Regions from separate parts of the Homo sapiens genome. Here region 2 is linked to region 1. The links are chromatin loops, found by intact Hi-C in ENCODE. Cell type or tissue: heart right ventricle. All regions are shown on one strand.

Evidence for each region. Hi-C counts contacts between places; a loop is a spot of excess contacts. Peaks named below come from ENCODE experiments on the same cell type or tissue, not always from the same donor. Only the 100,000 strongest peaks of a DNase experiment are listed, where the experiment ranks them.
Region 2: a loop joins it to region 1, with 11 times the contacts of the local background. A loop is called at or near these places in 96 of 110 quality-filtered maps.

The regions. Positions count from the first base shown.
Region 1 is chr22:25,700,750-25,703,249 of GRCh38, forward strand. The region is part of intron 13 of GRK3 (G protein-coupled receptor kinase 3); the gene reads left to right. Among named protein-coding and RNA genes, the nearest start is that of MYO18B, 40 kb to the right of the region's middle. RefSeq lists an enhancer at 2,169-2,268. In heart right ventricle, a CTCF peak has its summit at 1,422 (motif pointing left); a DNase peak (open chromatin) is centred at 422; H3K27ac peaks cover 1,302 bases.
Region 2 is chr22:25,461,347-25,463,846 of GRCh38, forward strand. It overlaps the pseudogene CRYBB2P1. Among named protein-coding and RNA genes, the nearest start is that of MIR6817, 7.0 kb to the left of the region's middle. In heart right ventricle, a CTCF peak has its summit at 1,363 (motif pointing right); a DNase peak (open chromatin) is centred at 1,385.

The sequences.
Region 1 (2,500 bases):
GCTAATTTTTGTATTTTTAGTAGAGACGGGTTTCACCTTGTTAGCCGGGATGGTCTTGATCTCCTGACCTTGTGATCCACCTGCCTCGGCCTCCCAAAGTGTGGGATTACAGGCGTGACCCACCGCGCCCGGCCTCTTTTGGGTATTTTGAAATTAACTTTTGATGTGAGAGTTTTTAATCACATAATTTTTTGAACCCATTGTTTGCCCATGAAAATGATGTAGAGCTAACTTGGGCAGGATGTGTGTTTTCCCATCATTTATAATGTCCTGAACAATTTTCCAACTCATTTAGGGGAAACGTGCAGCTGTTCCATTCTATCTGTAGTTCAGAAAGCTGCACTTGACCACAGGACATGTGAATTCTTTTCCCACAACGCTCCCTGATGCAGCCAGCATGTTGCATGGGAAGAGCTTGGCCGTGCCTTGTAAGCTGTTGACAGGCCTGTTACTGTCTCCTATTTAAAGCGGCTGCATCAGGGAGCAGCTGCGATCACACAGGATCTGTGCACACCACGTGCCTCACTCAGAATGGAGATTATTACTATCATAGGTTTTCTTTAACGTTTTTCAAAATAGAAACCAAGTCTTTGGCTTTGTTCACAAAGAATAATCAAGAATATATTGGAAACAGATGTGCATCAAGATTTCAACTTGAAAGACCAAACTGTCTGAACATGGCAGCATAGACTTGAATAGCTGAAGAGCATTTTCTGATAATTTCTCATTGAGCCGGACATGGAATCGCTATATTTATAAATGGAATTTGTAGCAATGGGGCCCATGTGCTGGAAATGGTTTTGGCACCACTAACTTTAACTCCAAGTCCCCTCGCAAGCCTCCCTGTGGTCTCATGAAAGACTTTTTAAATTTAGCACAGAGCGCTTGTGTCAGAACACAGCAGGCTGCAAGTACATCGGGACCAGATGCAGGAGTGGGGTCCTCTGGCTTTGCACGCAGGAGCCAGGTCCGAGGGATTTGTCAAAACACCAGGAGATCTTCACTTAATCCCTTTTTATACATTAAGGAACATCGTCGGGTGGAAACAGCTAAGTGTCAAGCAGGGAGACTAAGGTTTTCATAAGATTTGATAAACTTTCATTCCTTTTCTCTGCAACCTCAAACATGTTAATATTTCTGTGCATTTTGTATAAAAGAATGATACAAGTATGTTTTTAAAAATTATAAATAACAGATATTGTTTGCTTTTATATCTGCTTTTTAAATGTGGTAATTGTACATTTTTTCCTTGGAAATAAGGCAAAAAGAATATTTCCAATCAAAATCTGTTTTAAAAGTTAACAAATGCTTGCTGGGTGCTAATTTACCTTGTTTTGATCTTTTTTTTTTTTCCCAAATTAATGCTTTTAAGAGATGGCAATTAGTTTGTGTTTCACTGCATGATATGGAAGGAAATAAAGGACTAGAGTGCCCTCTCTTGTACAAAAAGAAAATTAAAGTGTTTCAGACAATAAATGGCCTGAAATGTAATAATCTCAAAAGATAGTTCAATGTATAACCTAATTAATTCAGTAGGATGACCAGCTCAGTAGCAGTAAGTAGCAGTGCAAGATAAGTGGCATTTTAATTCTTTTTTAGAATCTCTGATTTATGTGTTCAACATTCTAATCCATTTTATGGAGTTAATATTAAAATATTTTGCATAATATCCTGCCTGCCTCAGATTATGTCATATATGCCTTATAAATAAATTTATAAGATGACTACTTTGTAGGCACATCTTGTTATAAGAAAAGTCAATCATATGTGTCCCTTTAATTTTCAAAATGAAAAATAAACCATGGTAATTTAGTTTGCATATTTAATAGTGTCTTTTAATGATAAGATTTCCTTTGAAAGCCAGCTTCTCCAAAGTTTTTAAAACATGAGAGTGAGAATAATCTGTTTTACATAGTTCACCAAGTAGACATTCATTTCATAAAGTAAGAGTTATCTTTATTAATTTCACCAGTGGTTACTGTATTAGGTACCTACCGTGTACTGCCATTGTCTTGGCTACTTGCATAGATGTCACTTTAGTTTTTCCCTTCACTGCTTCTGTGAAGTATGCGGCTTGATCCCCGCTTTACAGATGAAGAATTGATACTGAAGGTTTCTATGTGGCTGACAGTCACTAAACCAACAAGTCACAACTTGAACCCAGCTTTTCTGACTCTGGAGTCGGGTTCTGCACAGGGAAAACAGGAAGCGCTCAGAGCTGTGGAGAATCTGCTGGTGCACGGTTAGTTTCTGTTTTCATCAAAGGGATGTATTACTTAAAATGACTGGTTTCTAGGGGTGAATCATTTCATCTCCTTCATGTTTTGGTTCAACTGCTGTTCCTTGGGCTGTTTGAGGGACCAATATCCATTTTTCTGAAAAATGTACATGAAAGTTATTGTTTAGCTCGAACTCTCATATGACAAATGTTATATAAATGACTTTTATTCTCATGATTACCTGTTGGCTAGTTATATATTCTTTTCTAATGATGTTTCCA
Region 2 (2,500 bases), 240 kb before region 1:
TGTATCCCCGAACTTAAAAGTTAAAAAAACAGAATCTGCACAAGTCTAAGCTACTTCCTTGAGGAAAAGACTCGAGCTGAGATCTCAAAGAAGAGTAGAAGTTGCAGGGGTAAAGAGGCCAAAGAAGAGTGTCTCAGATGAGAGCGGCACGTGCAAAGGCCCTGTGGTGGGAGGAGCCTGGTAGCTCTGAGAAACTCCACAAAGGCACGGTGGTGGCTGGAATGCAGAGATGTGGGGGCACATTGAAAACCTTGTTAAAGTGCTTAAAATGATTATCATAAAGGTAGAAACTAATAAGTGCTAAATAAATGTTATTCTCGTCCGTTTCTCCATTGATTCTTCAATCAATACCTATTGAGTGCCTGTTTCACTCCTGGAACTGGGCAGAGTAGGAATACAAAGTAAGACAGATTCCCTGCCCCTAGAAGCTCTCACTGTGGGGGGATTGTAATAGTTTGAGAGTAGAGCAATGGTGATTATTATGGGTTGAATGAGAACCCCCCAAATTCATATGCTGAAATCCTAATCCTCAATACCTTAGAGAATGTGACCTTATTTGGAAACTGGGTCATTGCAAGTGCAATTTTTTTTTTAAGTGATAGGGTCTCACTCTGTTGTCCACGCTGGAGTGTGGTGGCACAATCATAGCTCACTGCAGCCTCCAACTCCTGGGCTTTCAAGTGATCCTGTTGCCTCAGCCTCTGGAGAAGCTGAGACCGCAGGCGTGTGTGACCACACCTGGCTATTTTTTTTTTTTTTTTAATTTCATGTAGAGATTGGGGGGTGGGGGGTGGACTCCCTGTGTTTTCCAGGCTGGTCTCAAACTCCTGGCCTCAAGCAATCCTCCCATCTTTGCCTCCCAAAGTGCTGTGACTGCAGGTGTGAGCTACCATGCCCGGCCAAATGTAATTAGTTATTTTAAGAGTAGATCACACTGGAGTAGTGTGGGCCTAATGGAACGTGACTGGTGTCTATGAAAACGGGAAACTTGGAGACAGGCACGCACACAGGGAGAATGTCATGTGAAGATGATGCTGGGGTGATGTTTCTGCAAGGCAAAGAGTGCCGGAGACTGCGGGCCACCCACCAGAAGCTAGGAGAGAAACACGGAGCAGATTCTCTCTCGCAGCCCCCAGAGGGACCCCACCCTGCCAAAGCCTTGACCTCGGACTTCTAGCCTTCCTGGGGACTTCCTAGAGAATGCCCAGTCCTTCCTCCCTCTTCCTCCCCCTTCTGCGTGGGGAGTGCTCTGCGTGTCATCCCTACTCACCTCTCCTCGGGGCCTACAGTTACCTCCTCTCCTGTCTCCGCAGGACCCAGCCAACCCTTTCTTCCCGTCCCCAAGGCTCCACTTCCCCCTGCAGCCACCAGGTGTCAGCAAAGCATCATCCTTGGGGCTCATGGCCGGGTGGCCTGAGCTGCGCAGGCCCTGTAGGAGCCTTGGGTTTCAGGGGAACTAGTTCTTGGTGTTGGAGAGCCGGACTCAGCAGCCAGACTAGTCCCTGGGAAGTGGATTGGAGTCTGGCAGAAACAGGTAGGAAGCCACAGGGCAGCCCTAAGAGAGGCAGTGGAAACAGCCCCAAGTCAGGCAGTGGAGCCAGAGGCCCCTGGAGTCAGGCAGGACTAGAGTCAAGTCCCAGATCTCCTACTCATTGACCCTGTGACGGCAGGCAAATGACCTTACCTCTCTGAGACTCTCTTTCCTCATCTGACCAAGGGCCATACGGGGGTTTTTATTCCATTGGTAATTCTCAGACACCTGGTCACCGAGCTGACACGAAGTAGTTGCTCAATAAATGACACCCTAGTTGCCTTTTCGCTCTTCATTCATTCATTGAATAGTGATTGGGGAATCTCTCCCACGCTGCCACTGCTCCATGTACCAGAGACACAAAGCAAAGGAGCCTGCCTGTCAAGCCTACCTTGTCACCTGTTGCCAGGAAGTCCTGCTCCCTCCTAGGGCAGCCCCTGGTTAGTGGAGCTGAGAGAACCCAAGATGCTGAGCCGTGGGGTGTGCATGAGAACCGGGAGGGAGGTTTTATGAAAATCAGGTACAGGTGCAGCCCCAGGCCAGGTCAGCTCAGAGGGGGTGGCGGGGTTGCGGGGGGCGGAGCGCAGGCAGGTGAAACTGGAGGAAATTGGAGATACAGCGGGAGGGAGGGGGAAAAGGTAAAACCTCTCACCACCTCCTCAACGCTTATGAAGGTCTGAAGCTTGCTTACTAATAATTTTAAACCCAAACTCAGACATCAGCCAATACTAAATGTTTGCAAGGATTGGGGAACAAAAACTCTGAAGCGCTTCTGCAGTGATGTAAATTGGTGCCATCACTTTGCAAAAATTAGAATTTGACAGATTCTAGTAATGTTGAAGATGCAGAAATCTGGAGACCCAGCTATTTCTTCACTGGGTGTTTACCCTGGAAAATCTCTCCCACATCTGTACCAGGAGATAGGTACAGGATGCTCAGAACAGCATTGTCTGTGCTAGCAAAAAACTG